Linked DNA regions of Homo sapiens: regions 2, 3 and 4 are each linked to region 1. A link is a contact called in ENCODE Hi-C or POLR2A ChIA-PET data. All regions are on one chromosome and are shown on one strand. Each heading gives the region's core, a stretch centred on a gene start or an enhancer-like site at or near the end of the contact. The rest is flanking DNA. Distances are from core to core; before and after follow the strand shown. Region 1 holds the start of ZFAND3-DT (ZFAND3 divergent transcript). Region 2 holds the start of MTCH1 (mitochondrial carrier 1). Region 3 holds the start of FGD2 (FYVE, RhoGEF and PH domain containing 2). Region 4 holds the start of TBC1D22B (TBC1 domain family member 22B).

Region 1 (5,983 bases), core at 893-3,392:
TGCTTCGCAGAGTGAATAGAGAAGAGTAGAAAATGAAGTCTGAGAGGAAGACTGGAACCAAATTATCTACATTATATGTAGGGACCTGCTGGTGAATGCTACATTTTATTAATCCTTTTAGTCTCCAGAGTGCTTAGCAAAGTCCTTGTGTATACTGGGTACTGAATAAATGTTTGTTGAATAACTGGCAAACAGGAAAGCAGTTTGGAAAATGACAATCACTTTTTATGTTGAATTCTCCTTTTAGTTGTCGAGTTTCCTTTTCTGTACATAAAAGAAAATCATCAAGATGCCAAGAGAGATAATCCCACTTAATCTTTGTTAAACTCAAAGGCTGTTAAGTATCTCACGCATGTGGGAATTTTATGTCGGCTTAAATGAAGATTTAAGGGTAATATGAATCCAATGAGAGCAAGGTGTGCTGTATGGCTTTATCCTTTCTATGCATTTTTTCTTTCTTTCTTTCTTTTTTTGAGACAGAGTTTCGCTCTCGCTCTTGTTGCCCAGGCTGGAGTGCAATGGCATGATCTCGGCTCACTGCAACACCCGCCCTCCGGGTTCAAGCGATTCTCCTGCCTCAGCCTCCCAAGTAGCTGGGATTACACGCGTGCCACCATGCCCGGCTAAGTTTTTGTATTTTTTTTTTAACTAGCGACGGGGTTTCACCATGTTAGCCAAGCTGGTCTCGAACTCCTGACCTCAGGTGATCCACCCGTCTTGGCCTCCCAAAGTGCTGGGATTACAGACGTGAGCCACAGCGTCCGGCTTTTTCTATGCACTTTCTTACAGATATACTTATTGAAGGCTTTGGAAAATCCACCAAATTAAAACTAAACATTGTGCATAATAAATCAGCACTCACATTTTAGGGTGTTTTGGCTTTAAGTGCTTGATTTTTGCAATCATTAACTTCACCATCAACAGCATCTGTGGCATATTAAGCTAAATGCGATCCTTGCTCTTTAGAGGCCAAAATAAACATCAATGTTAACAAACCCACACAGTATGCACAAACAGAAATGTGATTTGGTATATAAAGAAATAAGATAGCAACATTTGGTAATCAAATTAATCTAGGTAATAGTCTCTCTGAGGCTCTGATATACCCGACAGGCAAGGAGGGTATACGGCAGCTATTCCTAAGAGCCAGGAAGTCTTCCTCAGCGATGGGTCTCCAAAAGGTCTGGAGGATGTTGCCTCCGTGTTGAATTAGTCATCAATAATCGATTTCTCTGTTCATGACTAACTGGAGATCAGAATGAGCTCAGGATCAAGGACTAGGATCGTTAAAGGACTCATTTTTTTAGTGTCTCAAACTTCTTTGGTCACTTACCAATTTCCATTACTGATTCAGCTACAGCTCCCCTTTCCCCTCCAAAAACCAAACGTGTCAGCTGTAGGAAGAAGTGCGGCTCTCCTAGCCTGGGCATAGGGACTCGCCTGGGCATAGATAATGTACTTGTGGCTCTGTGGTTGGGAGTGGAGACAAGGAACTCCCCAACACCGGTGGGGGAGAAGAGACAAGGAAGTTGCCCCAGACAAGGGGCTGGGGGAGGGGCATTTCCCAAAAGTTCCTGTCAAGAGACCAGTATACCGGGTGGAACTATAAGAGTTGTTTGGGTGTGGCGGGACCAGGAAGAGAGAGAGAGATGCCCAGGGAGTTGGCAAATTGGGGAGAATGGCTCCCCGGAATCGCCCAGGAGCCAGAGCGGCAGCTCCAGGGACCTTGACTCCGACGCCCCCGGGAAGCCAGAGCTCCACTTCCGCGTTTGGCATTGCTCCCCCAGGCCCCTCCTCGCACTCGGTTACGGGTTCTACGGGCGCATGCGCCGCCACTCTGGGACTGGCCCAATTTACCCTACACAACTAATCTGCTCCTCCCCCTCCCGCTTGGAGCGCACCATTCGCGTTTAGGGGGAGGCACCGCGCCCCGGAGTACTCAGAAACCTGCTCCCCTTCTTCAGACAGGGGGAAGATAAGTTTGCTTCAGATTCTAAAAGTTCTAAGAATACGAAGGCCTCAGCCGCCCGTCGCCGGGCGACAGCCCGAGGCTCTCGTTTTCTCCCACAGCCCCGCACTCCGCCTTTGAGGCGCGGAACGAAGTGGCACGCCCGGATCCCAGCTGATCAGCGGCTGGGCTTTGGCGTTGGCTCCCCCGGGCGAGACCATTGTGACTCCTCGGGAGGGGCGCACGCCGGGGAGGGGGCGGAGCGGCCATTGTCCGGTCAGCGCAGCCTCCGGGGGAGGGGACGGTGTTACGGAGACAGCAGGGCCCGGGGCTTCAGAGCGGCCGCTGCGACTCCGGAGCCGGCGGGGGGCTCCGGTCCTTCCCTGCGCCACCGCACAGGACATCTCTCTGGCTGGGGAGCGGCGGTGAGACCCGCCGAGGGCGTCTGTGTCCCTCCTCCCCCGCGGTCCTCGGTGCGTCCGCACGCCCCTCCTCCTCGGCTCCCTCCTTCTTCTCTCCGCGCCTCTCCGCCCCCTCCCCGTCTCCGCAGGCCGAGTGGTGCGGCCCGCCTCCAGCTGACCGGCCTGGAATCCCGGCTCCGAGCCCCGGACTCGCGCCCGCCCGCGCGCCCGCTCCTTCCCCCTCCCCCCGCCCCGAGCCCCCCGACGCCGCCGCCACCGCCTCCTCAGAGCGGGGCCCGGGCCCAGCCGCCGCCACCGCTGCCGCCGCCGAGCTCCGCCGCCGCCGAGCACCATGGGAGACGCTGGGAGCGAGCGCAGCAAAGCGCCCAGCCTGCCGCCTCGCTGTCCCTGCGGCTTCTGGGGGTAAGTGCCCGGCCGGGTGGGGGCGGGGGGCGGGGGCCGGGGGCGCAGACGCCAGGGCAGCCTGGGCAGGCCTCGGGGCCCGGGAGGCCGGAACCTTGGAGGCTGGGCCCAGCCCGGGCCTACGGGGAGGGGGTGGGGGTCGCGTTCCGGGGAGGGGTGCCGGGTGGGGAGCTGGGGGTGGGCAGAGAAGGCCCTGCCGGGGGTGCGTTGCTACCCTTTGGGACTCGCCGGCCTGAAGCTCGGGCCCACGGGGGCCTCCTGGGCCACGGGTGAGGGGGGCAGGGCGGCGGGGAGGGATGAGGGGGCGGCGTTGACCGCTCCGGGAGGAGCAGGGGTGCCCCTTCCGTGGGCATGTGGAAGCCAGCCCTTCCTCCCTCCCGGGGCGTGAGTTGGTGCCCAGGCACTAGGAGGGTATTTCCTCTGACTTCTTCACCTCCCCTCCTCCCCGTCCTCCGGAGACTTGCATCATCACTTCCTAGATTATATCCCAGTGCCCCATTTGCTTTTAGGAAGCTATTCACACGTCACCCGTTTGTAAAAACCGAGTCCAGAACCAGGCTGGGGTAAAGTTATAAGATTGTTGAGGTCTCACCTTCATGTAAAACACGTTTCAGGAGATATGTAAAATTTCCTTGTCAAAAAGGAAGAAAAAAACCACACAAAACCTGAAGTCAGCCTGGATTGGGGAATATGAGATCCAGTTTCCTCAGTTGGCTCTCAAATTCTCCTCTTTCTCAATTTAAGTAAAAATGATAAAAATGTTGACAGTGGGTAGCATATATTGTTTGGCCATCATGTGTTAAGGCGAAAAAAATGTGAGGTGGGAAATCAGCTCCTCTTCCTCCCCCCATTACTGTTTAAATTCTCCTGGTAACACTTTAAGCTTCATGGATTGCCACCTAACAGGTGCCTCCATCATACCACATGACTGTAGTTCTGCAGTAAGAAAGCTGGAGACTTTGAAGGCTGGCTTTTGTGATTTGAGTCCCTTTTCTCTTTTATCGTTTTGTTTTAGTTTTATTTTTTGAGAGATTCCGTATATTTGGAGACATAGAGGCAGGAAGGAAGATTGTTTCTGGTGAGGACATCTTGGGAAGAAGTATGGAAGTAGTTTTCCCTTTGCTATCTCCCATATTGTAGGAATGGTTAACAGAAATTAAGAGTAATTTTGGGAGTGCAGAGAAAGATTAGAAAGTGGATCTTAATGTAGACTTCTGTGGAAGTTGTCGTATCTCAAGGTTATGACAAAGAAGTGGATTTTCATTTTCTCATTTTTCTGCCTTTCTCAAAAATTTCCCTGTGGAAGGACATTAGTCAAAAATAAGTTGTGGCATATAAAAAGTCCTAAAAATGTGAAAATATTTCTAGTCTTCCCTTCATTTTGATTTGAAAATAATTGGTTTGCCTGTGAAGTGCTTTCATGGACTGTCTAATTCCCACAAGAATCTTGCGAGGTAGGAACCATTATCTCATTATTAGCTGGGGAAACTGAGGCTTTGGGTGGATAATTTGCCGCTTCACACAGGGAGTGTAGGGTGGAGCTGGTGAGCTCTTTAGAGTGCGTAGTACCATCATGTTTATGGTATCAGTCTGCTGCCCTGGAAAAATCTTGTGTCACAAGCCTCAGATTGTAACTCATTGTAAGACATATGTCCTAAAGAAAGTCGCTGCCAGTGGCAGCTAATGCTCAGGATGTATCAGGTCTCTTTCCTGGCAACACGTTTATGTCCTTCGGACTGTTACCATGAATGGAATCTTTATCGAAAGACTTATATCAAGGCTTAGAAACTAAGGAAATGGAATAGCCTTTTACCTTTATTTATTTATTTATTTTTGAGTCGGAGCCCTGCTCTGTTGCCCAGGCTGGAGTGCAGTGGCGTGATCTCGACTTACTGCAGCCTGCACCTCCCGGGTTCAAGCAGTTCTCCTGCCTCAACCTCCCAAGTAGCTGAGACTGCAGGTGCACACCACTATGTCCGGCTAATTTTTGTGTTTTTTAGGAGAGACGGGATTTTGCCATGTTGGCTAAGGTGGTCTCAAACTTCTGACCTCAGGTGATCTGCCTGCCTTGGACTCCCAAAGTGCTGGGATTACAGGCATGAGCCACCGCGCCCGGCCAGCCTTTTACCTTTAGCCGGTAGGGTTCTGATAATGCCAATAGAGTTTGGTGGCAGCAGACAGGAAAAGTTACACTAATGTTGTACTTGACCTATAAGCAACCAGGGCTTCTTTTTAGATATTTTCAGTCTGATACTTTTTATGAACTTCAGTTTACCTAGCAGGAGTAGTGACCACAAAACTAGTATTTTTATCGTGAAAAGTGTTCTTTTTGGTGCAATGTTTTAACCTTTCCTAAGGACGTTTGTAGACAATTGTGTAGTTTGTATTTTATACCAAAGCATAGCAACATTGCCGCCTTGTTTCCATCGTATCACAACTGACTTTGGACATGTTTCCCTTACTGTATGGGCCACATTCATATTTTGTTCACTGAGTAAACTTAGAATATATTTAACAGATATTTGAATGCCTGTGATATAATGGTGGGCAAGGAGGTGCTGGCCCCATACTCTGGGGCAGGGGGCACAGGGAAGTAAACTGACAGTTGCAATACGTTGTACAGGTGCTCTAGGGGAGGGGCACCTACCCTAGCTGGGGTGGAGGTAGAGGAAAGTAGCCTGGAGAAAGTGACACTTTAGCCTAGACCCACAGGAAGGGTAGAAGTAGAGTATGGAAACAAATATTCCTTTCAGGCAGTGGGACTAACATGGGTGAAGGCCGGGATGTGAGTGAGAGCACTACTCATTTGAGGAACAGGTTTGTTGGGTCTGTTGATAGATTGTGAAGGGGGATCACAATCTAGAGATAAGGGGGTCTGTTGGTAGATTGTGAAGGGTGATCACAATCTAGAGATAAGGCTGGGGAATTGAGAGGAATTGGTGATCCAGGGCCCTCATAGCATTGTAATGCTGAGGACTTTGGACTTTTATCCTGAGTGCAGTGAGGAGCTACTCAAGAACTTTGATCAGGGAGTGATGTATATCTTTAATGTGAAAGACTATTGGTGGTTCTTGAGAATGGCTTGGGTGTGTGGGTATGACTCTGTGTGTCTGTATGAATGTGATATACGTGTTTCCGTGGAACGTTGCCAAGTCCAGATTTGCCCTGTGGTGGCGTGAACCAGTGTAATGCCTGGGGAGAATAGAGCGAA
Region 2 (5,983 bases), core at 1,271-3,770, 830 kb before region 1:
GTCTGTCATCTTAAAATCTCCGACTCCCAAACCTGACAGCCACATGCACTAATCTAAGGCACTGCATTCTTACGCACCTAATCTAGACAATCCCCAAATCTGTCACTCCACTCCTGACACCCCCACTCCCAGTAATTTGCCTTTCTGCAAGTTATTACTCTGATTCCCAAACTATACCCATTGAAGATCTTACCCTAATATATGTTACACTCAACACCAGCTGGGTTCAAATCAGACAGGCACCTCTGGTCCTTCAACAGGGCTCATCCATCCTTACCTGCCCACCATCTAGTTCTTCTCACGCTTTGGTGTCCTTCATTCCCCCATTCCCTTCCCAAACCACCCTCATTTCAATGTTCTTTCAAACCAGATCTGCCATCATCCAAATGATGAAGCCACTTCTTCATTTCCCTCACACTGAGCCCTTGTGCTCCAGTATCCTTCACTCCACAGACTCTCCCACCTGTGCCCTAAAATCCTAGCCCTCACTCAGTCTCATTCCATCAGTTTCCAGAACCCTCACTTCTCAGGTCCAAAGCACCAATTTATCTCCCAAACTTCAAGTTCAACTGCTGTAAATACAATCTTAACCCTGTAAGACAGCCCTCATTCCCAAATCACAACCAAATGCCAGTCTGGTCTACACCTTCCGCCATCAACAATTTTCAAATCTGTCACAATTAGGGTCTAGTCAGGCACCTTGATGCCCCTGACTGAATCTCCTCATTCCTTGTCATATTCCTGGTCACACCCACAAATCTATTACCATTCCTCGGATCCCAGATTTCAATTACTCTCATTCTCAAGGCCTTCTCATTCCAGTTGTATTTTGCATTCTCTCGGTTCAATTATAAAGATGGTAAAATCTGACACCCACCTGCCTCAACTCAAATCTTGGATGGGTCTCCAATTCAATTTTTACCTTCCTCCCCCCAAGCTTCTTAACTGGAAAATTCTGGCCTAATGACCCCCATCAAAACTGTACCCATCCCAGCCACACCCACCTAATTCTCACACCTCCACACGCCCTTCATTCCAGCTCACTCCTCAAGCAGCACACTTCATCTGTACCGCATTGCTGGCCACCACCAAATCTGCCAAGTGCCTATGCATCCCTCTGTTCCAGAGACATCCCTACCTCGGTCTCAATTTCTGGTAGTCCCTACCTATCCTGCCACCTATGTCTCCACTGTCCCTTCTGCCCAATTTCAATACTCCCGTGCCCCTTCTCCTCATCTGCCCAGATACAAGCACTGTGATTCCTCTCTCTGACCCCAACTATGACTTCCATTTCCTCCTCCAAATGCGTCATCCCCCTTCCCCGCTTAAAGCCTCCTCCTAGCTCCCCTCTCTAGACAAATCGCTGCCACTCCCCTCCCCCAATGCTGGCCCTATCTGTTCCCCTCCCCCCATACGCGTCACCCTGTCCCCTCCTCCTACCAAATCCGTCGTCGCCATCAAATCCAGAGCCCCCATCTCCGGTAAACCGATAGCATTCCCCTGCAAAAGTCTTTGCCTTCGCACTCTCCCACCAAATTAAATCACAATGCAACCCAAGACCTCCGTCTCCTCTGTCCACCCCCAGTCTGGTGTCCTTCTTTCCCTCCTAAATTTCTGGCCCTGGCGCCCACTTTGTCCCCACCCCAAGACGTTTTAAATCCATCTCTATCAAATCCAGAGCCTCCGTTCCCCTCTACCCCAATTATGTGCTCCTCATTCTCTAAACACTTTGCCTGGGCCCCCAACCTTCCTCCCCATCTCTTCACCCAAACTTCTTGCCCCTCCCCCAATTCTATTGCTTCTTCCCTCGCCCCAAATTCGCTCCCTTCCCTATCCCAAGTCCATCGTCCCCACTCCTTTATCTCCCAAATATGTTTTTCCAGCCCATCGCTCCCTCCTTGGCACTCCCCCAAATCGCTTGTTCCTTCCACCCTCTCCCGTATCTGTTATTACTCTAACCCCTTGGTCTCCTTTCTGTATCCTAAAACCCGTGACCCCTGCGTTCCCAACTCCCTCACGGCTTCCCTCCCATCCCACCCACTCGGCCCCCCAAACCCGCCGTCCCCACCCCTCTCCCCAAATCCGTCGCCATTGACTGCCCGCCCCAATCCTCCAAATCCTGGCCTGTCACCTTCACATCAGCCTCCCATCTCCCTACGGCGCCTCTGGTCCCCCACCTGGATGAGCAGCTTCACGTAGAGCAGGGGATGGCTGAGCGCCGTCACGCCCGCGCCCAGTGCCACGAAAAGAGCCTCAGTGGTCGGGGCGTTGTCCCCAGACCCCAGGCCCCCTGACCCGCCATCCATCCTGCGGGCCGAGGGCTGAGCCGCAGGCCGAGGGTGGCGAGGATGTGCGCGGTGCGCGGGCGGTGGATCGCGAGCTCGAGCCTCGACCCCCGCCGCCGCTCCGCCGCGAGCTCCGGCTCCAGCTCCGGCTCCCGCCATCCCCGCGGCACCGCCGCGAGCCCAGGGCGCCACTTCCGGGTCCGAAGCTCCCATGGCGCCCGGCGGCGAGGTCACTCCCCGTCACGTGACGGGGCCACGCCCCCTCACCGGCGTCAGGGGGCGGGGCCGGGGCGCACCACTCCAGGCCGCGGGGGAGCTCGGGAGCGTGGTGCGGCGGGTGGGACACGCCGGATGTGGCTCCCCGGCCGGTTGGAGGCCTAGCAGGACACTGGGCTGCGGGCCGGGGGTCAATGGTGGCGGGCAGCCGGGGCCCCGGGCTCGGGAGCTGTGGCGGCAGCCGCAGGCCGGGGCGCTCCCCCGGGATGCCCAGAGCACGCGGGGGCGGGGTTCGGCGCCTCTGGCTGCCAGACGTCCCCAATATGGTCTGAGGCGCTTCCAAGCCACCTCCCTGGCTTCGGGAGTTTTCTCTGCAGTTCTCTGCCCGCCCCTTTGCGGCCCAGATCCCAGTCGCCGCGGCCTGCGTGGAACTCTGCGCGAGCTGAATCTCCTGCTGCAGGACGAGCCCCGACCCCGAGCCCGATCCCCTCCGCGGTCCCAGCCTCTTTGTCCGATCGCATTTTCCATCTCCTCTGCCAGGAATGCTCTCCCAACCAGAGCAAATCCAGATGTCCCCTCGGCGACTGTGGGCACCCTCCCCAGCTGTGGAGCCTTCGCACGCCTTCCTCAGAGTCCGTGGTTGTAAAATTTGTTTTGCTCTAAAGTATTTGACTGTCTCCCTCACTAGATCCTGAGGGTTTTAGTGAGTGCCTCAGTGTGAGCACATGCAGGCACTGCTAGGCGCCTGTAGTTGATTCTTAGTTAATACAAGTGAATAATCACAACTAGACCTTAAATTGCAGGGACTATGTGACAGGCACTTTTTAAAATGCTTTATACGTGTTGATTTAAGTGTAATCGTCACAAGAACCCTGCGAGGAAGATAGGACAGCAAGTGCCCTGTTCCTGTTTGTAAACGTGCCCGACACTCTGCAACAACACCTACAACAGAACCGTGCTAGTTTTGGGGGTTCGCAATAAAAGTTTCTGTTTGAACGGATCCTAGAGTGTGCAGGGACACAGCAATGGAAGACCTGGTCCCTTTGTCTGTACTTAGTCTATAGCCAGTTCATTGTGAGAAATTTCTTTAGATCGACACCTGCCACTGTTAGTCCGGGTTTCCCAGTCTGTCCTTTCTAACTCCCTTCCTGCCTTACCCCCTAAAAAGCTACCTCCCCTCTTCCCACTCCTGATAATGAACACTATGTACTTTCCACGTTCAAAGCATGCCACACTCCCTCTCTCCCTCACCTTGGCCTCCCTAACCCAGGCTTGTCCTAGTGAAATCACTTGCAAAGCCTGCTAACCCTTTCAACTTGCTGTGTTTTCTCCATCAAACACAATTTTCATCAAACATCCCCCAGGAGCACCTTAAATGACTTCCTTTTGCCTAGGTTCTGATTTAGCTTTCTCAATAAGGACCTCAAAGTCAAGTTCCTAGTGCCACACTAACTCTCTACCCAGAAGAGGCGATAGGTTTTAGTTTGGGGGTGGGGGGTGGGGGTAGGGGAGGATGATTTACTTCCCCATCCTTCTGAAACTTCCTCACAGGAACCTTTTCCTTCTTTGGGCTTTTCGTCCCCATTTTTCTCCAACTGTCTGTTTTTCTTTCTGAACTTGGCTGTTCACCGTTGAGCCTTTTACTCTGCCTTACATGGTCACCTAACTTTGGGCCTATACTGTATTTGGCCCTTTCAAACTGTAGTTTCATGTGAAGCAGCAACTTTGTGTTGTCTTGCATTGTTTTGTATCTTCCACAACATCAGATATAGGACTATGCACATAGTACATGTTCAGTAAAGTATTTCTAAATGATCGAACAATTTCTCCAAGTGAAGAAATTGAAGGAAAAATAGATCAGCTAAACCAGTTAGACCCGTAGGGTACCAAGCAGAAGCAAATGTTAAACTGCACAATAGCTGTATTTCTACAACTCAGGGCTCACAGAGACTCCAAGAGGAAGAAAAAAAGAATCCTCACAATAAAAAATGTATGAGCCGCTCAAAGAAACGTGCCATCATGAGAGAGAATGGGCAAAACAGGAAGAACTTGAGATAATAGAACCATCTCAAAGAAAATTAAAAGGAAAGAAGTAGGTTTCAAATGAAGGCAAAGATAAATAATAGGAAGTACTAGTAAAAAGAACAGGAATTGTAAAGGAAAAAAAAAAACAGGTGTATTTGAAAAGGTGCCAAACAGAACATCTAGAAATGAAAAGTATACTCACTGAAATGATTGAATGAAAGAAAATCTTCCTCAGCAGTCAAGCTACTGAGCAACCTGGCAATAAACCTTTAGAGCTATAAAGGAGTTAGCTCTGGCCAGGCGCGGTGGCTCACACCTGTAATCTCAGCACTTTGGGAGGCCGAGGCGGGTGGATCACCTGAGGTCGAGACCAGCCTGGCCAACATGGTGAAACCCCGTCTCTACTAAAAATACAAAAATTAGCTGGGCATGGTGGCGCATGCCTGCAGTCCCAGCTACTCGGGAGGCTGAGGCAGGAGAATCAGTTGAACCCAGGAGGCACAGGTTGCAGTGAGACGAGATCACGCCACTGCACTCCAGCCTGGACGATAAGAGTGAAACTCCATCTCAAAAAAAAAAAAAAAAGGCTGTAAGCTCTGGGCTTGGGTAGTGCCCCCCACTTCGGTGCCACCACCCTCTGCATATGCCACCTCACATATGCAGTGCTGACCACACTGCACTGTGACTGCCTGTTTTCTTGTCAGTCTCCCTTGTTAGACTGTAAGCTCTTTGACAGCCAGGACTGTTCTATTCATAGTTGAACCCCAAGCCTGGCTCAATGCCTGGCACATGATAGGAACACAACAAATATTACTAGAAAATGAATGACTGAGCAAAAACACTCTCCAAAATTGTACAGTTTTTTATGGTAGCACTAATTACAGAATCAAAACTTTAGGAAGATCCATGTGCCCGATAGGATCAAGCAAAAGGAAAAAAGTTAACAGGAAATAAGACTCGTAGATCTTGAGAACTGCCAAGAATACAGACCATCCCAGGTCCCTGGAATCCTGTGGGATATGTTGTAATGAAAAGTAAATGCAAATTAGTAAGTACCCACCATTGCAATTAATTTGACATCATACTGATCCAGTCAGGAGGGAACTAAGGTGATGTCAAGGGCGGCATCAGAGTTCTGGCCTCACCTGATGTTTTCTGCTGTTAACAGAATACTACAGACTGGGTAAGTTATAAAAAAAGAAACTTATTTCTCACAGTTCTGGAGGCAGAGAAGTCCAAAAACGTGGCATCAGCGTCTGGGGAGGGTCATCCCATGGCAGAAGGTGGAAGGCGGAGTGAGCACACTAGACAGAGAGATCAAACGGGGGCTGAACTTGTCCTTTTTTCTGAAGCCCATTCTTGAGATCACTAATCCACTCCTGAGATAGGAGCATTAATCTCCTCTTAAAGTTCCCATCGTTAATACCATTACATTGACAGTTAAATTTCAACTTGAG
Region 3 (5,783 bases), core at 1-2,500, 810 kb before region 1:
GGGCCGGGAGACCAGGTGGTAAAGGAGGCCTCAGGCAAAGACAACCCAGTGTCCTGGGATCAGGGAGGCCTGGGGATGGAGCAGCAAGAACATGGTCATCCAGGCTCCCAACGAACCTTTGCTGGAACTGTAGGACACCCACTTTTGCTTTGGAAATCCAACTTCTCTTGTATTCTTCCTGGGTGACCTTGGGCAAGTTACTTAACCTCTCTGATTCTGTTTCTTCCTATGTAAAGTGGGGATAGGAATAGTACCTACCTCATGAGGTTGTTATAGGATTAATAAGAAAATACTCATAAGCATGAAAAAGAGTGCATGTTAGCTATTATTATCCTCTGAGTTTCAGGGAGGAAACTGCCCTCCCTTGGGGCAATGAGGTGATGACAGCAACAACTAAAATGAGAGAACCCCAGTGGGGAGGTGGGAACATCACAGTACTCCCTGCCACCCTTACCAGGTTTGTGATTATTTTAAATAAAACATGCTGTTTCCTGGCCAGGCACAGTGGCTCACATCTGTAATCCCAGAATTTTGGGAGGCCGAGGCAGGAGGATCACCTGAGGCCAGGAGTTCAAGACCAGCCTGAGCAACATGGTGAAACCCCATCTCTACTAAAAATACAAATAATTAGCAGGGCGTGGTGGCAGGCCCTGTAATCCCGGCTACTCAGGAGGCTGAGGCAGGAGAATCGCTTGAACCGGGAGGCAGAGGGTGCAGTGAGCCGAGATCCCACCACCGCACTCTGTCTCTAAAGAATAAAAAAGACATTATTTCCTTACAGCTGTGAGCAGGGGCAGATGCAGAAAAGAAGGTGCTGGGAAAGAGGCCAAGTAAAAGCCACTGGACCTTCTGAAGGAGAAAGTGTGGTTGGCTGGAACCACTAGGCCAAGAAACCAGCCAAGGGTCTGGCTCCGGGTGGCCTTTTTTTTTTTTTTTTTTTTTAAGAGACGGTGTCTCACTATGTTGCCCAGGTTGGTCTTGAACTCCTGGGCTCAAGCAATCCTCCTGCTTCGGCCTCCCAAAGCACTGGAATTAGAGGTGCAAACCACTGCACCAGCCCAGACTGGGCTCCAGAAGCTACCTCTGGGCCCTGTTGCCACCTCTTAGGTGGCTTCTGGAATGGGGGTCTACAGGTGTGAAAGGTCAGCCCCCCTGAGGGAGAGGTGGGGCCCGAGCAGGCTCCTCCCACTGCGGGAGTGCTGGCCTTTCCCCTGCAGGGCTGTGGCTCTGGGACCACTTCCTCTTTCTTCACTCTGAAGCCAAGAGCCGACCTTCTGAGCCCTCAAGAAAGATCAGAACAGATTCATGGGTGATTTAGCCTATCTGTCCCAGGCCAGCGTGGCTGAGTGTGCTGGCTGGAGGCCTCTCTCTCTGCTTCGAGGGTAGCTGAGATCCACCCCGGAAACCGGCAGGATGAAGGGGGCAAGTGAGGAGAAGCTGGCATCTGTGTCCAACCTGGTCACTGTGTTTGAGAATAGCAGGTATGGGCAGCTGGGGTGGGAGGGTCACCATGGTGGGCTGGCAGCCACCCTCCAGCCTTTCTGGCAGCTCTCTCCCTGGGCCCTGCCCCGGACCCTCCTCCTGCAGGGGCAGCCCCGCGTTCCTCGGTCACGGATTCCTTGGAGCATGGGAGAGTGTCGGTGGGACACCAGGAGCCAGGCAGGGGTGAGAGTGCCAGTGTGTGTTGGGAGAGTCCAGACAGGTGTGGTTACGAGCAAGCATGGGCAGACCAAAGCCTGTGTGTGGGCACAGGACCCCACCCAGTGCCTGCCAGCACCTCTCAGAAAAGGTAGCTGATACTCACCAAGAATTTACGCCCTATGATTAGGATAACCATATAATTTATCATTCAGCACACAATTGAAACTGAAAGTAAATGCCAAATAAAATGTGGTGGTTGTGGGGGAGGCATTACAGGTAAAGCTGGGACCGTATGAGGCAAACCAGGATGTACGGGCAGCATCCTGATGGGGTACTCCCTACTCTAAGTTCATGTCCTTACTTATTTAATTTAGTCATCGAACAGCCTAATAGGGGTAGATTCTGTTTCTGTTCCCGTCTTATAGATGAGGAAATGGAGACACAGAGAGGTGAGGATGCCAAGTGCTTTAAGTATCTGGGGCAATGCTGGGGCGTCTGTCTGGAGGGAAAAGGCTGGGCCAGATGCGTGGAGTCATTGGTAGCCCTGGGAGCATGTGTGTTTGTGTGTGTGCGCGTGTGTGTATGTGTGTGTTGTGTGTTATGTGTGGCATCAATCCATTCTGCAGGCATTTCTTAAGCTCAGGACTGTGTTAGGGGCTGTCCCAGGTAGGGTTTTCTGGAAATAGACTCAGACAGAGGTTTGCCTCAGGTGATTTATCAGGGAGAGCTTTTGGGAACAACAGCTGTGGGTGTGAGGGAAGCAGGGCCGGGCAGGGGGAGATGCTGAACTGCAGTGCACCTGCCACAGAGGCCTCAGCCTGTCCCAGGGAGCTCTGGAGCTGGGATGCCTCTCGGTTGTTCCAGCTGAGGAAGAGGGCTGGGTATTTGTATCTCCATGTGGACTGGACAAGAGACTCTGGGTGAGGCAGCTCTCTCTTCCAGAGAGTGATTCCCAGAGAGGGACTCAGCCAATAAATTACCCGGCAGCCCCCAGTACTACCAGTAGCTGGTGGGGATGGTGTGGGGAGGCCTCATTCCTGAAGGAGGGACATGGGTGGCACAGCACAGCATCCTACAGGAACTGTAGAGGATGAAGAAGGGTTTCAGTATTTGGATGCTGAGCTCATCGAATAACTATGATGCAAGGTCATAGACAGTAGATGTCCTAGGAATGGCCCGGATGCTGTATTGAGGGCACTCATGGCAGGCAATGTTTCCTGTAGGCTTCAGGGTGGAGATGGCATAGATGTAGACCTAGAAGTCTTCAACTTCCTGAGCTGGGTGATTCTCCCCTGCCTCTCCCGGGATCTTTGCCAAGCTCGTCCTGTTCAGCACCAAAGACAGCTCTTGGGTGCCGCCTTCCTGGCCCACCACCCCCTTGGGTGTGGGTGGATGGTACCACCTCACTCAACATGCTTGACGTGGACTAGGCACACCTGGGTGGAGCCCCTCAGCATGCTGTGCTCTGCCCAGGCAATAACCCTGGCAGGAGTGGGCAGCCCTTAGACGGGAGTTAGGTCCCAGCAGGCATCAAGAGGGTGAGAGCCACTCCTTACTGAGTGAGGGGACCCATACCAACTGCCTTGGCCTGGGCTTCCTTATGAGGTCTCCAGCACCTCAGCTGATCTGAAACTGAGGGGCAAAGAGGAAACAGAAGCTGGCCAGGGGCCCTAGAACAGAAATGCAGAACCTGAAACCAAATGTAGAACAGAAAGCCTGAGAACCAGCTACGCCCATGAGCTGCAGACCCATGGGCTGAGAAACCAGGGACTGGGGTGCCAGGGAGGGGTGGGAGAGCCTGGGAGTAGCCACACAGCACTAGGTCCCAATGCTTTCGCTGCCACAAACCCAATTGTGTCACTTGGGGCAAGTCACTTTGACTCCGCGGACCTGTTTCTCCTTTACTCAAATGGGGAGGGGCAGGTTAGAGTGAAGGCTCAGGAAGCAGTCGCCTGATTTGAATCCCACCTCTGCCACTTCCGAGCCGCATGTTACTCATCCTGTCCAGACCTCAGTTTCCTTGAGTGCAAAATATGGGTAATGAAAACCTTTCTCACGGAGTTTTGGAGATTTCGTATTTGTTTGGCCTTCCATTTCCTGGCCTGTCTTTCTCATAAGGATGCCTGCCCTGTTCTGTCATCACAAGCCCTTCCACACCAAGGGCAACGTTGGGTGTATTCATCAAGGGTGGGCCCTGTTGTCTAAGGAATTTGACTGGCTTGCAGAACCCAGTACACAGGGTAATAAAGGTGACCTACGAAGGCCCGTCCCTGGGAGAACAGAGCATCTGCTGCTGGGCTGGCTCTCCCTGCTTCTGGACGTGTGGAGGATGTCGATCCCATTGAGAAGCCCCAGCTTTTGCAGGCCTGCTCTCACTTTATATTGTTCTGTGGCTCCTACCTTCCCTTGATGTATAGGTTACTGATGTGGAAACTGAAAACAGAGGTGAGGTCCAAAGGTGAGGATAATCCAGGGGGTACCACTCAAAAACCCCTATATACAGAAAGGATTCCTGGACACTGTGGCTTCATTTTAAACAAGGAAGTATGCAGTTCCCCAGAAAATAAAATATAGTCCACCCTGACTCATTTTGAACACTGAGTTCCCTCCAAGAATGTGTTGGGAGAGAAGTGAAAGTCTTACTCAGCATGTTCCCAAAGAAAGCCAGGCACCCAGGGGCCCCTGCACTGGGGATTTGCACCAGGCAACCCAAATCCACACCAGGGACTTGCTGCTGTTTTCCCTGTTCTCCAGGGAGGAAGCCCTCAGGTCTGTCTCTTCTCCTCAGGACCCCAGAAGCAGCACCCAGAGGCCAGAGGCTAGAGGACGTGCATCACCGCCCTGAGTGCAGGCCTCCCGAGTCCCCAGGACCACGGGAGAAGACGAATGTCGGGGAGGCCGTGGGGTCTGAGCCCAGGACAGTCAGCAGGAGGTACCTGAACTCCCTGAAGAACAAGCTGTCCAGCGAAGCCTGGAGGAAATCTTGCCAGCCTGTGACCCTCTCAGGATCGGGGACGCAGGTGCCTGAGGGCTGAGGTAGAGGTGTGGGGTGCTGGGGTGGGGAGCTCTCCCTGACCTCCCCTCCACACATGCTTTCCTAGCCAGAGCCAGCAGTTCCCCAGGTGGGGGTATGGTGTGATCAGAGGTCAGCTGGGAGCTAGATTTCCCCATGCTTAATGGCCTTTGATTCACTAACTGCCTGCTACGCACCGTGCTGGATTACTTCGCGAGTCCCTCGTGTAGGAGTTTTTTGGACAAGGAAGTTGAAACACAGTTTTAAGGAACTTATTCAAGGCCACACAGCTTGGAACAGTCTCCATCTTGTGAACCTAATACTCTTCTCAGGTGGGGCCTCAGTTTACCCACTGGAGGAGACAACAATCTCAACCTAGAAATAGAGGTCTGAGTGTGAACTGTCCTGCCCTTAGACTAAAGCCCAGTCTGATCTCTTCTGTGGCTTGCAGTTTTCTCATCTGCAGAGTTCAAGGGTTGGCATGCAGATACTGTGCACCCAAATTCCCTGGAGTCACATCCCAGCACGTCTGCTTACTAACTGTGTGTCCTTGGGCAAGTCACTTGAGTCTCTTTGTGCCAGTTTCCTCATTTGTAAAATGGGGATAGTGGTTATAGTAATGCGTCCTGGTTTTCAATCGCTGCTGAACAAACCTATCAAAAATGTAGCGGCTGGCCGGGTGCAGTAACTCACGCCTGTAATCCCAGCACTTTGGGAGGCCGAGGTGGGCAGATCACCTGAGGTCAGGAGTTCAAGACCAGCCTGGCCAACATAGGGAAACACTGTCTCAACTAAAAATACAAAAATTAGTTGGGCATGGTGGTGGGCGCCTGTAATCCCAGCTACTCAGTAGGCTGAGACAGGAGAATCACTTGAATCCAGGAGGAGGAGGTTGCAGTGAGCCGAGATTGCGCCACTCCACTCTAGCCTGGGTGACAGAGCGAGACTCTGTCTCAAAAAAAAAAAAAAAAAATGTAGGGGCTGAATGTAACTGTTTATTGTTTCTCACATTTTGTGAGTTGACTGGGATGCTGCCGGGAGGTTTTTCTACTGGCCTCACTCGGGGGTCTGTGTGATTCTGCTTGGGCTGCCGTAACAAAATGCCCCAGACTTCAACACCAGACATTTA
Region 4 (5,983 bases), core at 1,305-3,804, 560 kb before region 1:
TGGCTGCAGCAGATTAAGCAAGAAAGAAAGCATAATGAGATGAGACTGGAGAGGTGAGTGGAGCCAAGTCATGTAGGGTCTTTAAGGAGCTTGGATTTTATGCCAAGTACAATGGGGGCCATTGCAAAGTTTTCAGCAGAGGAGTGACATGATATCGTCTACATTTTAACAGGGTGTCTCTGGGCAGGGTGCGATGGCTCCCACCTGTAATACTAGCTCTCTGGGAGGCCAAAGGTGGTGGATTGCTTGAGTTTCAGGAGTATGGGACCAGCCTGGGCAACATGGTGAAACTTCATCTCTACAAAAATACAAAAAATTAGCTGGCCATGGTGGTATGTGCCTGTTAGTCCCAGCTACTCAGGAGGCTGATGTGGGAGGATTGCTTGAGCCCAGGAGATGGAGGTTGTAGTGTGCTGAGATCATGTCACTGGACTCCAGCTTGGGTGACAGGGCAAGACCTGGTCTCAAAAAAAAAAAAAAAGGTCTCTCTGGTTGGTATATGGGGAATGGACTCTAAGGGGCTAAGAGTGGAAGCAGGGAGCCGAATAGCAGGCTGCTGTAAGCAGGTGTGTGGTTGGTGAAGATTAGGGTGACCAAGTGGTAGTGGTGAAAAAGGTTCCAACAATCTCAATTTCCCTATTTAAAAAGTCATCACAAGGTAACTGATGTGAATTTTTAAAAAATCTTGGAGGGGAAACTGATATAGAAAACAAACTGTAGAAATAACAGGGCTTTTCTGGGTTGAGCACTGTTAACTACACCCCCTGGGAATCAGTGTCATTTAACATTTCATAGAAGATTAAGAAAAAGGAGTATTTTGAGATATGTCTAGATACACAAATCATACTTTGCTTTCCACATAGTAAAATGTCAAATCAATAGGGAGCAGCTTCTGGAACATCTCTAAAGCCATGTGCATAAGCTGGAAAGTGGCAGGTATCTTGTCACATGGATGAGTGTATGGCAGCTCACATAGGGAAAGACAATTCAGAGGATACCTTTAAGACAATGAACTCTGAACTGCTGGTTGCCACCAAGGTAAGGAATCTAGAAGTTGTTTTAGATTACTCTTTCAAGACATCAACTCTTCTAAAGTCCAAACAGCCAGCAAAAGGTCTGGCTGTCCAGAATAAAGACAAAACATCAGCCTTAACAAAGCCTCAGTACATCCCTCTTTGGGCTTAGTGTGCAGTGCTGGTCACTGCATCCTAAGAAAAAGAAGCGCCAGAGAAAGGCAAGTAAAATAATTAAAAGAATAGAGGGGCTTTTTTTCTCTGGGTTAAATGCCCATAAAGAAGATAAGATGCTTTTATAGCATGAAAGACTCAGAGGAAGTAAAAATAGCCCTTGTCATCCAATCCTATAATTCTTAAATTAGGGGACAAAAGAAGCTTGAAAATGGGAGTAATGAAGAAACCGTCGTTGGAGGACATATAAAAGAAGGTCCTTCTTTGGCTGGGGCCAGGGGTCAGGTCTTTAAGTATTCTCCAATATGTGGAAGTACATGTGGTAGCTGTAAATGGAGGGTGGGGGTGGGGGTGGGGGACACGCAGCCCACCTCAACAGTCCTTCGAAGGGACAAAAACCACTCTGGACTGGTGCCCGCCTTCCCTCTTTCCCCAAATCACCACGGAATACAACCACAGAAACTCAAAACCAGCAAAAAACGCTGACAAGACATTCAAAGGATTCAAAATGCTAATACTAAATCTCATTGTCTGGGAAAATTAGATTGAAAATAAATTCAAGGGTGCAAGATTTATAATAGATTAACAAGGGAAATTAAGGATGTTGGTGGGGCCGGGAGGAGATACATCCTTAACTTTGTGATTCACACGATGGAGCAATACTGTGTCCTTCAAAGAAATGGTATTTGGTAATCTGAGTTGGACAGCTATCATAAACCATTTCCTATATACACTGTTAGCATAGTCAGAAAGTGAGAGTTATGGATTGACATAGGGATTAGATCATTTGAATTTTTAACCCACAGCACAAGTCCTTCAATCGTTTTCAATAAACAGAGGGAGAGGGAGACTCTGATGAACCGTTGCTCACGTGTTGAACAGTTAGCAATCCCGGGCTATCGGGTCCCTGCTGACCTTCCTTCAGAAAAACGAATGGACATGTAAACGGAATGAGGAAAGGAGGGTAATAACCAGAGTGTCATTGAATTGAGAGATGTTAAAAATGGGCCACAACCAACACATGGGCCCTTACTTTTAGGTGAAAGATTCCTATATATAAATACATAGTATGTTCTCTCTTGCCAAGAAATATTAGACTAAGGAACTTCATTCCTCACGAAGAAGATAATCCCCTCTTCCTTCCCATAGGTCCCTTACCTTACCTGCTTCTTCCCTCTCGCGGGTAGGAACTTTGAGCCCCGCCTCTCGGCTCGTCCAAGCTCCGCCTTCCCCGTCCACCTGTGTGCCCAGCCCCTGACGTTACCGGTCGGCTTCAGCGGCCTGCAGGATTCCGGCTCCCAATTGGTCGGCCCGTCCACGGCTTGCGCAGCTCACCAATGGCAGCGGTGCTGGGTGGAGGGGTGCCCACATCCAAGATGGCGTCCCCAGGAGCTGGGAGCGGGTGACCGGCGGCGGGGAAGCGGCCTGGGTTGGCCCTCAGATTGCGGGGTCTGGGGGCATCTCGCCGGGCAAACCCTTGGCCCGCCTACAAGGACTTCCCCCGGCCAGAGCAATGGCCGCTGAGAACAGCAAGCAGTTTTGGAAGAGGAGCGCTAAGCTGCCGGGGAGGTGAGCCCAGGACGCTGAGAGGGATAGGGGATTGGACCAAACCCTTCCAGATCCTAATCCCTGAATCCCGCGGGCCTGGGGCGCCACAGAGGCCAGAAGACTGGTTTGGGGAAGCTGGGACTGCCTGGTGGCGGCAGGGCAGCTGTCAGGCAGCGAAGCGAACAGCGAGCTTTGGGGACGGCTGGATGTGGGTGTAGACCGGGGTCTGGGGGCGGAGGTTTCAGGAGGGGTGACCTCAGCGGGAAGGTGGCCGAAGATTGGGCGTAAAGGGGAGTGGAGTTGGGTGAATAGTCAGTGTCGGCCCTGGTCTCGGAAGTTCCTCCCCAGAGCTGCTTCCCACTCTAATTAGGACTCCCTCTCAGGGGTCTCCACCACGCACAGGTGGTTGGTCGCTCGAGGATGGCCCCTTCCCTTGATCCCTGAGGTCGGCACTTACCCGAAGGATTCCGGTGGGAGTTTGGGGCCGCCTGCCGAGAGGGTTAGGCAGGAAAAGTGAGGACGATTCTCAACCCTGACCTTACTTTATCTTGAGTTGGCCCTTTCCCACTAGGAATTATTACAAGACGACCACAGAATCAGGGTTATTCCTTTGGCATTTTCTAAGGATTTGTCCAACCCCAAGTGACTTCTTCCTCCCCTGCATTGTAATGCACTTCTTGTGCAAATGCACTAAATTCGTTCATTCTTCAGTTGTTTAACTGGAGAGCAGACCCCCTAAGACTACCCCCACCCTCTTTTCGGTGTATGTTGAGACTTTTGGCAAATTATCCATCCATCAATCTACTGTTGGTTTACTGTTTCAGTTTATTTTGGGCAAAGTCCTGAGAAGTATAAGGAAGAGTGTGTATTTCAGTCGTAAATTTAAGATTTCTGCCAGCTACAGTCTACTTGGTGATGAAATTCATGTTTGGTTGTGTCCCCTGTGCTACCTTTTCTAATGGATTCAGGTTTTTTCCTTCTGGGATAATCTTTTGAACTCGTGACTTTTTTTTTTTAAGCGAGAGAGAGATGAGGGTCAGTAGTGGCTAGGTAAGAGCCTTAATTTTTTTTTTTTTTTTAAATGAAATAGAGACAAGGTCTGACTGTGTTGCCAGGGCTGGTCTCTGACTCCTGGCCTCAAGTGATCCTCTTGCCTTGGCCTCCCAAAGTGTTGGGATTACAGGCGTTAGCCACCATGCCCCACCAAGAGTCTTATTTTATTAAGGATTCTAGTAGACATATGGAGAATAGGGTGGAAATCAGCTTTTAGTAATACTTATTAAAGTAATAGAAAGGAATGCAAAGATAACTTCAGATTAAAGTGCTGTGGACTCAACAGTGTTAATATTACTGTTAAAGATGTTCTGTGTTTTTAGGTAAGCACACTTCCTGCCAACTGATTCCTTTTCCTTCCTGGTCTAGTGAGCTCTCTAGTTGTGCTAACTGCTATTCTCTGGGGTTTTCCGTAGTGAGATCATTAAATTTTGACATCCTAAGATTATAATCATAATCAATAGGAAGACTGTTGTATCAGGAAGCAGTGTAAGAGATGTGGGACGTGGCATGGGCTTCTGTGCCTTCTGACTGCTGGTTGCTATTAACAATCTTTTTTTCCTATATTTCCTGTATTTGGCTATAAGAACAGTCAACTTTTTTAAAGCACTACTTTTCTGAGATAGGAAGAGAAGTCTTTTCAGTTTCTTCAAGTTTCTGGATTCCTTTTTCATTTTGAAGAATATAGAGAAATAGAGAACTTTCGAGTTCAGAAAGACTTGGGTTACTATTTGGGCTCTGTTGTGTGTGTGACCAAGACAAATAATCTTTCTAGGCCTCAATTTCCTTACCTATGAAATGAGAAATAAAAATACTTTCCTCAGAGTTACTGTGGGGACTAAGTGAAATACCCTATTTGTAAAGAGCCTAGGACAGTGTTTATTTAGCACATTATAGTTGCTCAAAAAAACAGTAGTTATTAACATTGCTGTCATTATTACAGCAAGTAAACATTTAAAATAATGTTACTCAGATCCTTACCCCAGCTCATTGTCTTCGTTGTTTAAGGTATTCAAATATTGTCACAATTCATAATAGTTTTTAGTACCTTACTTGGTAAAGAGAAATACTGTTCAGCTGTGTGCTTTTAGCAGTGAAGCCCACAAGCCTCTGGTCATAGGAGAAAACTAAGGTTCTTTTAGATAGAAAGGTACTTTGGTTTAAAGAAAATGTTAGGGCATTTTCTCAAGAATAGAACTTTTGCATCTGTACTCTTTCGGTCTTAGAGAAGAAAAACTTTCTCCTGGGTGGGGAAATGACACAAATGACTCTACTGGATGCATGCAAACTTGGAAATGAAACTAGTTTACTCTTCTTTGCAAATTGAAAGGTGAAAAATAAAAGCGATGACAGGGTTCTTTCCATTTGTCTGATCATGATCCAACAATCTTAGTGACAACAAATAGAAATTTTATTAAATAAAAGAAGTTGCAAATGAATGAAACATTCTTTTTAAAAATAACAGCTTTATTGAGATATAATTCACATACCATAAAATTCACTCTTTTAAAGTGTACAATTCAGTGGTATTTAGTATATTCATTTATAGTATAGATGGTTTTGTGCAACCATCACCACTAATTTCAGAACATTTTCATCATCCTGAAAAGAAACTACATACCTGTTTACAGTCACTCCCCATCCACCCCACTCCAGACCCTGGTAACTACTAACCTACTTTCTGTTTCTGTGGATTTACCACTTTTGGACATTTTATATATATGGAGTAATATGATCTGAGGCCTTTTGTGAGTGGCTTCTTTTATTAAGCACAGTGATTTCAGGCTTGTCCACGCTGTAGTATGTATCAGTACTTCATTCCATTTTATGGCTGAATAATATTCCATAGTATACATACACCACATTTTGTTCATTCATCAGTTGATGGATATTTGAATTGTTTTCACTTTTGGGCTATTGTACGTAATGCTTTTATGAACATTTATGCAGAGGTTTTTGTTTGGATATATATTTTCTATTCTTCTGCTGATAAATAGGAGTGGAATTGCTGGGTCATGTAGTAACTTGGTGGAACTAAGCATCTTTTAAGTTCTCTCAGTTATTCACATGAGCCCCATTTACTTAGCACATCAAATGGTCATTGTATTAATGCCTAGAAGATAAGAGGCAATCTCTACCATTGCAGGCTTTGGCAGGTGTGGTGGCCTGTAATCCCAGAATTTTGGAAGGCTGAG

What was found. A loop is a pair of places that touch in the nucleus more often than their neighbours do. ChIA-PET counts read pairs that join two places held with the same protein, here RNA polymerase II (POLR2A). Pooled maps may share reads with other maps.
Region 2: a map of CD8-positive, alpha-beta T cell shows a loop between it and region 1 (5-fold over the local background). The contact joins the promoter of MTCH1 here to the promoter of ZFAND3-DT in region 1. A Hi-C loop is called at or near these places in 2 of 168 maps with a recorded cell type or tissue (CD4-positive, alpha-beta memory T cell and CD8-positive, alpha-beta T cell) and 8 of 50 pooled maps. POLR2A ChIA-PET finds 5 or more read pairs at or near these places in 4 of 52 experiments (CD4-positive, alpha-beta T cell, CD4-positive, alpha-beta memory T cell, H1 and 1 more).
Region 3: a loop to region 1 is called in a pooled map, with 6 times the contacts of the local background. The contact joins the promoter of FGD2 here to the promoter of ZFAND3-DT in region 1. A Hi-C loop is called at or near these places in 1 of 50 pooled maps. POLR2A ChIA-PET finds 5 or more read pairs at or near these places in 2 of 52 experiments (OCI-LY7 and activated B cell).
Region 4: a pooled map shows a loop between it and region 1 (16-fold over the local background). The contact joins the promoter of TBC1D22B here to the promoter of ZFAND3-DT in region 1. A Hi-C loop is called at or near these places in 1 of 37 single-sample maps with no recorded cell type and 9 of 50 pooled maps. POLR2A ChIA-PET finds 5 or more read pairs at or near these places in 2 of 52 experiments (CD4-positive, alpha-beta T cell and activated CD4-positive, alpha-beta memory T cell).

What each region holds. Positions count from the first base shown.
Region 1 is chr6:37,817,245-37,823,227 of GRCh38, forward strand. It overlaps ZFAND3-DT (ZFAND3 divergent transcript), which reads right to left and starts at 2,143. Exons shown (of 2, transcript XR_007059569.1): 1 at 1,334-2,143; 2 at 1-1,246. It overlaps ZFAND3 (zinc finger AN1-type containing 3), which reads left to right and starts at 2,483. Exons shown (of 6, transcript NM_021943.3): 1 at 2,483-2,772. The coding sequence starts at 2,702. RefSeq lists enhancers at 1,690-2,079, 2,049-2,851 and silencers at 2,130-2,509, 2,550-2,779, 2,940-3,109.
Region 2 is chr6:36,983,676-36,989,658 of GRCh38, forward strand. MTCH1 (mitochondrial carrier 1) reads right to left here and starts at 2,521. Exons shown (of 12, transcript NM_001271641.2): 1 at 2,178-2,521. The coding sequence starts at 2,498. RefSeq lists enhancers at 2,075-2,797, 2,916-3,125 and a silencer at 2,236-2,825.
Region 3 is chr6:37,004,405-37,010,187 of GRCh38, forward strand. FGD2 (FYVE, RhoGEF and PH domain containing 2) reads left to right here and starts at 1,251. Exons shown (of 16, transcript NM_173558.4): 1 at 1,251-1,481; 2 at 4,430-4,661. The coding sequence starts at 1,414. RefSeq lists a silencer at 849-1,011 and enhancers at 1,267-1,396, 3,217-3,386.
Region 4 is chr6:37,255,218-37,261,200 of GRCh38, forward strand. It overlaps TBC1D22B (TBC1 domain family member 22B), which reads left to right and starts at 2,555. Exons shown (of 13, transcript NM_017772.4): 1 at 2,555-2,756. The coding sequence starts at 2,701. TMEM217B (transmembrane protein 217B) reads right to left here and starts at 2,927. Exons shown (of 2, transcript NM_001395378.1): 1 at 2,351-2,927. It overlaps TMEM217 (transmembrane protein 217), which reads right to left and starts at 2,927. Exons shown (of 3, transcript NM_001286401.2): 1 at 2,351-2,927. RefSeq lists a silencer at 2,386-2,515 and enhancers at 2,616-2,675, 2,776-2,835, 2,922-3,557.